2 separate regions of the Homo sapiens genome follow, and region 1 is linked to region 2. A link is a contact called in ENCODE Hi-C or POLR2A ChIA-PET data. All regions are on one chromosome and are shown on one strand. The core of a region is the stretch at or near the end of the contact, and the rest is flanking DNA. Distances in the headings are between cores, read along the strand shown.

Region 1 (5,005 bases), core at 1-2,500, 600 kb after region 2:
TGGTGGCCTAACAGAGAGCTTCATCCAAAGCGCTGAGACTTTCTTTCCTTGCCAGAAAGGATGGTTTTCAGAAACACGAGGACAGAGGCCGGGGCTTCTGGAGCAAATCCACTGTACCCACATAGCCTTTGTTCTTTGGGCTTTGGGATAAATGATAGGCTCGCCTTTTAGGGTTTCGCTTTTTTCCCATTTGGCCCTTGCCATGGGCTTGGAGAGGAAGAATTGGAGAAAGGCCATTGGAAGATAGTTCCCTGATGAAGAAGAGAGCACTGGGGAATTTCTGTCTTCAGTCAGCAGGTATTCTGCGAGTTGGTTTGGTTTGGTTCCTTCCCCAAAGGCACAGGCATTCCAAAGGTTGTAGTTTTGTGTCACACGGAGCCACCAACCTTTCTTTCCCACCTGAAATATGGCCTTTTTTTTTTTAAGAAAAATCTGGAAATATTTATTTGACCCCTACTTTAGCTGGTGACCAGAGAAGAAGGCAGCTCTGGGATCCTAGGATTTTAGTTACTTGTGGAAAGCTTCCCTCGGAGTAAATCACAACATTAAAAATGTAGATGCGCAGCTGGGAGAAGCAACCCCTTATCCCAGGGACTCTCGGAAACGCTGCCTTTCTTTGTCCTGTGTAGGACGCCGCCTTAGGTAATTATTGATTCAGGTTGTTGGTGGCGCCATTTGAAGTCTCTTCCCAGGCCACAAGCAGGACAGGTTCTCCAGGGTAGGGAGATGTGCCTAGGACACAGAAGAGCTGCCCCTCGCCTTCCACTCCTGTCAAATACTTCTTTCTCCCAACCCATTTTGTTGCCCCAAAAAGTATTTTTCTATGCGGTGGTTGAGACTCTTAGACTGGAGTTGCCCTTTGTCTTCTTTCTAAGGCACCTTCTTTTCTTCTTTCTTCCTCACACTCATGCTGACTCTTTCGGCTGCTTTTCTCCCAGCCAAACTGAGCGAGGGGCTTTGTACCAGTGTTTCTGTCACTGGCCTATTGAGAGCCTGCCAGCGTCACTGCCTTTTTCTCTTTGAGGGCCGTGAAATATTTATATGTCTGCCTTGCTTGTGTGCTTCTGAAAAGTTGCATAGAAACCAAAGAGCCAAAAATAAATATGATCTTAATTGCCCAGGATAGCAGGCTACGCCAGAAACTTGTGGTTAGTTTTGTTGTAAACTAAACATTTCATCGTGCTTGTTCTGCTTTGTAAACTCAAGTGTGCATCTCGAGTCCCAGGTTTCCCTTTGGTTACGGTTTCTTTAAATAGATGAATGCTTTTGATATTGTGACGTAATAATAAGAAACATGCTTTTGGTCTCTGGCCCTGGTTCTGGGCACACAGCTCCTACAACCTTTAGTGCTGAGTGTCTTTTTGTTTGCTAATGAGGTGACTGTGGCGGGCCCCAGGACAACCTCCTGGGGGACTGGTTGCCAGGGCAACCGACCACGTGATTAGAGGTTGGGACTCCACCCGTGGACCTCTGGGGAGGGGAGGGAGCCCGCAGAGGTGGAGTGGATCACCAGTGGCCGGTGTTCTGCTCGATCGTGCCTGTGTAATGAGGCCTCCACAGACTCCCTCAACGACAGCGTTTGGGGGCTTGCAGGCTGCTGAGCACGGGGAGGTTCCCGGAGGGTGGAGCCCTGGCGAGGGCACAGCAGCTCCGAGCTCCCTGCCCCATACCTCGCCCTGTGCATCTCTTCATCTGTATGTATTCTTTGTAACATCGTTTATAATAAAGCAGTAAATGTGTTTCCCTGAGTTCTACGAGCTGCTCTGGCAAATTAATCGAACCTGAGAAGGGGTTCTTGGGAACCACCCTGAGAGCCAGTTGGTCAGAGGAGCAGGTCACAACCTGGGGCTTGTTGCCATTGGCATGTGAAGCGGGGCAGCCTCGGCCGGAGCCCCGCCCTGTGGGGGCTGATGCTGACTCCTGGAAGACAGTGTGAGAATTGAATTCACTTAGAGGACATCCAGTGTCAGCTGGAGAATTGCTTGGTATATGGGGAAAACCCCTACACACGTAGTGTTAGAAGTATGGTATGTTGTGTGTTGTGCATGAGGGTAGGAAAAGCAGTCTGGTTTTTCCTGTCTCTTACAGTGTTCAGTTTCCATTTGGACAAAGCAAACGTGGCAATATTTTTTAATGTTCCAATATTATAGTGACATAAGTAATATTGATAATGGCTGTAGAACTGAATGAATAATACACAGCATAAGAACGTTTCAGAACACAGTGATATGTATTCCTAACATAACTTCTGTTATTTCATATCATCCTCTCCCACTGTTTTGTGTTTCAGGTACAGAGCCTTCATTTTTATTTTGACATTTCTGCTGTATGCAAGTTTTCACTTATCTCGAAAGCCTATCAGCATAGTTAAGGTAAGAATCATGGAAAGCACTGCCTGTCGTCTCTGTGAGGAGTTCGTCACTTGAAAAGCTTGTGGGGCAGAGGATGGGGATGGTAGCAGGTACATGGGGAAACAGATTATGTAGAAACAAGTTATTCTGCTGCTTTGGCTTTTCGGTTTCCCTTTGCTAAAATTAAAGTCTTTTAAATGTTTTTTGGATTTATACTTTCAGAGGTAGTAGACTTTTAGTTTTATTAGTTGACATTTCCAGAATTTGAAAGCTTAGCTAAATATTTATTTTATCTTGTGTGACTGTTCCTTCCAAATGTATCCAGTCTTAAGTGGTTCCCCAAATTCCAGCTCTTCGTGCGATCCAACCCTAGGTCTGGCTGCGGAGGTGGCTCTCCATTGTTCTTGGAACGCTGCATTTTTGTCTGAGTGATGGGTGGGCAGGAAGTTGTTAAGCAGGTGTTCTACTAGACTTTGAGAAAAGAAGATTAAAGCAGACAAGCCTACATAATCACCAGTTATAACCTGGAGAAAAGCAGGAATAATTTTCTTACCCTCATTGGGATTACGTCACCCGGCCTGTAGACCATCAGGGGCCTGAGAGGCATTAGAGTCTCTATCGTAGAAGAACGAGGAAATCATCCACTGCCAGAGACAGTGCATTCACAGCCCAGTGGCCCCTCGCTCACTCTCCGGGAGTTGGCAGGGACCCAGCTCCAGGACTGCAATTCTGTGACCTTTGGAGCTGTGCTTCCTCCACTCCTGCCGGTGGCTGAGCCCTGGGTGGCTGCCCTCTGCAGCCCTGGTCGGCAGAGGCAATGCAGAGGCTGGCTGTTTTGTGACGGTCCTAGGTTCCCCACTCTCCAGCAGCTTTCAGGGGATGTTAAACATTCATTTACCCAAAAGATTCTAAAATTCCCCCTTGGCCCCTGATAAGCAAGAAACTTCCATGCCTCTCAAGTTGTTGACTGTGGAAAACGTTTGCAGACCTTTGAAAATGTGGTTTTTAAGAGAGAAGAATATGAAAAGAGGTGGTGGGCCTTAAACACTCATCCGCTTGACAAGAAACTCTCAAATCAGTACCAGTAACCAGTCATTATAAATCTGAATACTACTACTTCTTGTCTTTCTGGTTAGAGAAATATACAAACAGCTCAAGAAAATGGTAAATTATAAAGATGGAAGTGACTATTGAAGAGACTTGGTGAGCGTGTTGGAGTTGAAGGATCTGGTGTAGTTGGGGAGCTTGTGTGGGGTTTCAGGATTGACCTAGAAAGGTTGGGTGTGGATTGTAGGGGAAGAAAAACAGCTTTACAGGTGGGAGAACTGCCTTGAGTGCTACGTGCAGGGATGGGCATCTCCATGAAGGCACCACCTGTTGGGCTGGGGGGCTGTTGGGGCAGATGTAGCGTGTAAGGTGGGCTGGCCTTTGGGGGAATCTTTGTCAGGCCACAGCTGTTGGGGTCCACCTGATGACTATGAGGGCCCCTGTGAGCCAGGAGCAAGTGGGAGCCCTGTCCCGGTCCCTCTCCCGGCTTTCCTGGTGGTCCATCTCAAAGCCCCCGCCCCTGACTCTCGTGTGTAGTGGTGTCCAGGCCACTCAAGACTTAGGGCTTCTGAGGAGGCGGCGTCAGGGTCAGCTCTTAGTTCAGTGTCATAAGTAACAATATAAATAACTGCCGCTTACAGAGCCCTGGGGTATGACAAACTGCCACATACATTACCCCTGTGATCCTCACAGCAACCCTGCGAGTGCCCCTGTGAGGAAATTGAGGCTCGGGTCTTCGTTCCCCAGGCAGGGCTGCCACACACTCGAGAATTCCCTGTGGGTCAGGCTGCCTCCAGGGCCCCTACTCATCCTCTCTGTGCCTCAGGGTTTGTCCGGGTTTAATTACCTGAGTACAGTCCCAGCATCACCCTCAGAGCCTCCTAAACGCACAGATTTCCTGACCTAGCAGCTGCGATGTGCCTGGGCATGGATTGGCTTGACGCTGAATCCTGTGGGTTTCTTTACCTTTCAAGATAGATCAGAACATCACACCACATCAAAACTAAACTTTATAGTGCCTTCTGAAGCGCCCGTGTGCTTGAGCTCATGATATAAATGGCATCAACGAAACTGAAAGTAGTAGTGATTCTGTTGACCCACAAAACAGTTGAGTGATTATTTATAGCCTGCATTTCCCAGAATATTGTAAGCAAAACCAAAGCAAAATGTATTTGCTTACTTGAAATTGAACCAGAGGCTGTGAATTAGAAAGTGAGTCTTATTCTGTTATGTCATTTATAGAATGACACGGCACACCAGGTCACATTTAAGTTAGTTAAATGGAATGTTTAGACTTACCTTTGATCACTGCTGATTAATTGTATTTTTCTCGATGATGATGATAAAACCAGGGCTGGGAGGATAGTGGTGTTATAAGTGCAACCCTGTCCCTTCTATCTGCTGCTCCAGCTGTGGCCTAGCCTCAGGACTCAAGGCAAGCGTCTGCCCAAGCTGGTAGACAGGTGAGTCTGACTCCCAGCAGAGATCTTAGTGCGAGCTCTTTTCACCTGGACTGGGCCAGAAAAGAAACCTGAAAGCAGAGGCTTCCCGGAGAAGCTTAAACTGCAGGGGTCCCTGGAGCCAGGGGGATGGCAGCATTGATTTGA
Region 2 (5,756 bases), core at 3,046-5,545:
GAACTCCAGCTATTAAAAAACAAGTTATTAGAGGGCCACTCTTTCCACCAAAGCCTTAATGTGCACGTGCGTGTGCATGTGACTGTGTGAGCATGTGTGTGTGCATATATGCATGTGAGCATGTGTCTATGTGAGCATATATGAGTGCATGTGAGTGTGCGTGTATGCGCATGTGTGCATATGAGCATGTGTGCTCATGTGTGCATGTATGAGCATGTGTGTGCATGTGAGTGTGAATGTGTGCATGTGCATGTGTATTTGAGCGTGTGCGGAAGTGTGCATGTGAGCACGTGTGCCTGTGTGTATGTGTGCGCATGTCTGCATCAGTGTGCATGTGTGTATGTATGTGTGTACCTGCTCATTTATTCACATATTTTCACAGAAAACTGCTTAGCTTTCCACTTGGCATACAATGTGCTTTCAAAATGGAGAGCAGGACCCCAAACTCTCTTTACCCCCTGCCCTTCCTGCCCCTTCTCTGGCCTCAACCTACCCCTCAAAGAGGAACCTCAGCATTGGTGGTCGACAACCAGATGCCATCAAACCTTGCAGTCTATTTAACATAAATAGTTTGCTGTGCTTTGCATTTCTCCTTCTGGGAGTATCCGCAAGGCATAAAGGAAAGAGGAGTGAGAGAAGGGCCCAGGGCGCCTCATTCTAATCCTGGGCGTGGGCTCCCCTGCCCCACACTCAAACAGCCCTGAAGATTGTGTGCAGCACAAAGCCATCTTTACTGTCTCTTGCTGGGGCCGCCACAGCAGCCTCTAACTGGACTCCATCTCTAAGGATGCCTCATCCCACCCTGTCCATTTGGGAGACAGAACAGCGGCCCCCAAAGATGTTCACCCCCTAATCCCTGGAACTTGTGACTGTGAGACCCTACAGGGCACAGGAGACTTGGCAGGTGCGACAGGGAGAGGACCTCAAGATGGGGAGATGACCCTGGGTCCTTCCGAAGAGCCCAGTGGAAACACCTGAGTCCTGAAGAGTGGGGGAGCACGGGAGAAGAGGGGCCAGGGCATGTGACGTGAGGACTGCAGGCATCCCTGCGGGTGTGGACGTGGAGGAAGGCACCCTGAGCCAAAAAATGGGGTGCCTCAAGGAGCCGGAAATGGCCCTCCACTGACAGCCACAAGAAAATGGAACTCAGTCCCGTAATCCCATGGAATGAAATTCTACCAACAACCCCAAAAGCAACGAACAGACTCCCCTGTGACTGCCGCTAAGGCAGGCAGCCCTGACAGCTCCTGGATTTGGGCCTGGCCGGACACCTGGCCTCCTTCACGATGGCATCACCAATCTGTGCTGTTTTAAACTGTTCAGGGTCATTTGTTTCCACAGCCATAGAAAGCTAATATTGCATCCTTTATTCTTCAGCTAGATGCTCCGTCCAAAGCAAAAATCTTAACTTTGCAGATCTCCATTCCTTCCCCACTCCTAAACAAAAGGGAAGAACGACTTCAGACTATCTGAGTAAGTGGACTCTCACCTCATGCTAGAAGCAGGGTAAGAGAAAAACGATGACTTCTACTTCATAACTGTCTCCAACCTGCCTTCCTTGTCTGGTAATTCTAGGAAAAAAATTAGGTAATTCTAGTGGAAAAGTGCACTTTAATTGTTTTGACACAGACAGCTCAGTCGATGGAGACCACTCTTGCATCTCTGGTTGGAGGAACATCAGAGAAGCGGGAACGCCTCCTGCCGCTAGCATCAATTATTTACCCATCTCTAGCAGCTGCCTCTGCGCTGAGAGGTAATCCACATATTGGTTCCTAACTGTGTTAACAGATCAAAGATACAATTGTGTTCCTTCTGTGTGAGCTGCTTAAAATGGCATGAATGCTTTGATATAATAAACACAATGTCAGAAATGACATTTCTTCATTTGTGTTTGTGATCCTCTCTGGTCTCATTCAGTTCCAAAACATGCATCAAATGTTGGGTAAATATGACCCAGACTTTGCAGGTTATTTTCTCATCACATTGTCCAAAACATCTGGGGGATGTAGGAGAGCATGAACGCCTCACAAATCCACGATGCCAACTCTTCACCTCTTCAATTCCCTCAAAGGGGGTGCTGCTGGAGTGGGGCTGAGGAACTAGCGGGGTGGATTTCAGAAAAAAGCCACTTAGGTAGCCAGGAAATCTTGTTAGTGCTGGCTATTTAAAACCATGCCTTTGTAGGAAAAGCATACAGGATGTCACCTTCCCTTGTGATTGGGAATTCTGCATGACTTGAGCTCATCCCCCAAATTAGGAGTCAAGTCCAAGGACACGGGACACGGGAGATGAAACAGGGCATTGAACTGGCAGTGACCCTCGAAACAAGCCCAGACATCTGCAATTTTTAAATACCAGCTAAAGAGGAACTCCAGTGAATATCTGGCCGGATGTGAGAGACGCACAGCTCTCTGATGATTTGGGCAACCAAAGTCTCACTGGGCTTATTGTAATTATTAGAGATCCGTAAGTCTCTCTCTATAAAATTATAGAGATGTGTAAAATTATATATATGTCTTTATTCTTATGTCTATTATGAAAACATGGAATAATGGTAATACTAATTTTTTAACTTATAAAAATAATAAGGGGGTTCTTTTTAAATCAACTTTGTCAAAAACTGAAAAGAGGAATGCCCCACGGCAGCCACTCAGCTGTGTTTCCAAGCTGCAACCAGCGCTGGATTCGGAACCAGAACTACTTTTCTCCTCTCAGATGCCACCTGCCTTATCATATCCGTCAACAACACCCTGCCTCATTCAAATGCCCGAAAGAGGCAACCCCTGAGTTTATTATAAATGTATGTGTGTGTGTGTAGTGTGTGTGTGTAATGTGTAGTGTGTGTGATCATTTCCTACATAGAAAATCCTATATGAAAGGTTACAGTTTGAAAATTATGACATGAATGATAATTAATAAAAACATGAACGTTACAGCCCTCTGACTCACACCATGCTCACTCTTCACATTTCTGAGAACTGTGACGGGTCTCATAACTTGCAAAGTCTACACATCTTTACCTGTAAATGGAAAGGGGAGAGCCGCATGTCGTACAGCCGGCATCCAGCACCCAAGGCAGGCGTCTCGCTGACCAAGAACTGAATAGCCTGGCCCACCACGTGACAGACCACCACCTGGAGGAGGCACAGGTAAGGGAGAAAACTGTATCCAAAACAAAGGACAGCGCGTGCATACGCATCTTCTTCTTCTTCTTTTTTTTTTTTTGAGACAAGGTCTCACTCTGTCGCCCAGGCTGGAGTGCAGTGGCGCGATCTCAGCTCACTGCAACCTCCACCTCCCCAGCTCAGGCGATCTTCCCACCTCAGCCTCCTGAGTACATGAAACTACAGGGGTGTGCCCCCACACCCACCTAATTTTTGTTTTTGTCTTTTTTGTAAAGATGGGCTCTACCTGTATTACTGAGGCTGGTTTTGAACTCCTGAGCTCAAACAATCTTCCCACCTTGGCCTCCCAAAGTGCTGGGATTGCAGGCATGAGCCACTGTGCTCAGCTGCCATAGGCATCTTTTTTTTTTTTTTTTGAGACGGAGTCTCACTCTGTCACCCAGGCTGAAGTGCAGTGGAGCAATCTCGGCTCACTGCAACCTCCGCCTCCCTGGTTCAAGTGATTCTCCCACCTCAGCCTCCCAAGTAGCTGGGATTACAGGTGTGTGCCACCATGGCCAGCAAATTTTTGTATTTTTAGTAGAGACAAAGTTTCACCATGTTGGCCAGGCCAGTCTCGAACTCCTGGCCTCAGCTGATCTACCCACCTCAGCCTCCCAAAGTGCTGGGATTACAGGTGTGAGCCACCACGCCTGGCCTAGGCATCTTTATATCAAAATAATCTGGACTTTATATGTTAGCAAGGATACAAATTTAGAGTTTCAAAGTTGGATAAATATTCAGATTAAAACCTTTTCTATAATATAGTTTGAAAACCAGAAACAATGTTTCAAATCTTTGCTTCCTGATGACTTTCTTAGCAGCTAAAGTCTTGACCAAATCTAGTTATCATGCGCTTTCCACATGTAATACAGTCTTTTTCCTTTTTTTTTTTTTGGAGATGGAGTTTCACTCTGTCGCCCAGGTTGGAGTGCAGTGGCACAATCTTAGCTCACTGCAACCTCCGCCTCCCGGGTTCACACGATTCTCCTGCCTCAAACTCCCGAGTGGCTGGGTTTACAGGCGTGTGCTACTACTCCCGGCTAATTTTTTGTGTTTTTAGTAGAGACGGGGTTTCACCATTAGCCAGGAGGGTCTCGATCTCCTCACCTCGTGATCCGCCCACCTCGGCCTTCCAAAGTGCTAGGATTACAGGCATGAGCCACCGTGCCCGGCCAACAAAGTCTTTTTCTTTAAATATCATCTTGTTCTATTTCTCCACAATAGCTGATTTTTAATTCCCCAAATGTTTCCACATTCATACACAGTCAAAGCCATTAGCCAAGTTCTTTTGCTAAAAATGAGTCTTAAAGAGAAAGTAAGTTATAGATGTTAGAAGTAAAAAAAGTTTTCTTAAATTACCCAGAACACAATGGGTTGCTTCCACCTAAATAATTTCGAGGCGATCATGGTTTTCAAAAAGGTGGGAGTAATTGGAAAAACATACAAAGTATCAAACAATTATAAAATTATGCAGCCGTACCAAAACCAGAATTATAAAATGAGCTCGTTGAAGAAACTGTCAGACAGAGAAAGATAATAACCTCAGGAATAAACCAAACTGTGGTTTCCTGACATAAATCATAATCATACAGTATTAAGAGGGGTGCTTTTCACAGCTACCATGGCACAGAGAGAGATCTAGTTTCTGCCACAGATTCCTCTACAGAAGCTGATGTAGAATGAGAGGTCAGACCCCTCCCCGCTCCCCTCCCGGGGGCAGAGGGCCAAGCAGACACGTGTGGGATAATTACCAGGCCAGGTGCCAGGTGTGTACTGGCCAGGAGGAGGAGAGGGGAGGCCAGGGGCACAGTGGGCTGGACCACAGGGCAGGCACAAGGGGGTTCCGTAGGTGGCCAGTGTTTGGCCAAAAAGCAAAGCTACCAGGAGCTGAGGGTAAGTCAGACTGACCTCCTCATTCCCAAAAGAACCACTGACTCCACTGCAGGGAGTCACAGGACAGGAAGAGAAAATTCTTTAATTCTCTGGTGGATTTATCAGAATCTAAAATACCAAATGGAAAGATTATCAAAATAATTACTCAGTCAGGGCCTGCTATTCCCCCAAGTTCAGGGCTAGGACATTCCCCTGTACTTTCTCATCTGCTGGCTCCTGGCCGCAGCCAAGCCCTGGGTCCAGCTCTTCCCACCAGTGGCCCATCCCACTCTGGAACAAAAACGGAACCTGGGCACTAAGGCCCGGGCAGGGGTCAACATCCAATATCCACAACCAAATACCTCAATGCCACAGAGCTAGAAAAAGAAAATCCTGCCTTCTCTCAATATTGGCAGAAAGTCGTGCAACTCTTTCTACCGGTTCTTATAACGCCACGTTCAGAAGACTGATACACATGAGTTAATTACATATTTCCATCATCTCCAGAGTTCACAAAGGGCCAGAACAAAAAAATGTTTGTATAAGAAATGTTGTCTATTCATGTTAAAAATAAATGATCTATAAACAGTCCTTTACGGAGGAACATGCTTTGTGGCCAGATGAGTTACACGCACCAATGGCATGACACTGAGAAAATTCCCTGTCCTTGGTCTCAACAGCCCACTCCTTTTACTGCTTAAAGTAAAAAATAAAAAA

Evidence for each region. A loop is a pair of places that touch in the nucleus more often than their neighbours do. ChIA-PET counts read pairs that join two places held with the same protein, here RNA polymerase II (POLR2A). Pooled maps may share reads with other maps.
Region 1: a pooled map shows a loop between it and region 2 (5-fold over the local background). The contact joins two enhancer-like sites. A Hi-C loop is called at or near these places in 1 of 168 maps with a recorded cell type or tissue (B cell), 5 of 37 single-sample maps with no recorded cell type and 9 of 50 pooled maps. POLR2A ChIA-PET finds 5 or more read pairs at or near these places in 1 of 52 experiments (T-cell).

Annotation. Positions count from the first base shown.
Region 1 is chr21:42,523,486-42,528,490 of GRCh38, forward strand. SLC37A1 (solute carrier family 37 member 1) reads left to right here. Exons shown (of 20, transcript NM_001320537.2): 3 at 2,291-2,372. LOC107987299 (a long non-coding RNA gene) reads right to left here. Exons shown (of 2, transcript XR_007067878.1): 2 at 2,115-5,005. Among named protein-coding and RNA genes, the nearest start is that of SLC37A1, 12 kb to the left of the region's middle. RefSeq lists an enhancer at 1,711-1,800. Within about 2 kb of position 1,251, at least 28 of the 41 ENCODE cell types and tissues checked have a DNase peak (open chromatin) inside an H3K27ac peak, as active enhancers do; they include B cell, where a contact is called at or near this core.
Region 2 is chr21:41,918,952-41,924,707 of GRCh38, forward strand. C2CD2 (C2 calcium dependent domain containing 2) reads right to left here. Exons shown (of 14, transcript NM_015500.2): 3 at 3,021-3,134; 4 at 1-9. Among named protein-coding and RNA genes, the nearest start is that of SNORA91, 26 kb to the right of the region's middle. Within about 2 kb of position 4,296, at least 6 of the 41 ENCODE cell types and tissues checked have a DNase peak (open chromatin) inside an H3K27ac peak, as active enhancers do; they include B cell, where a contact is called at or near this core.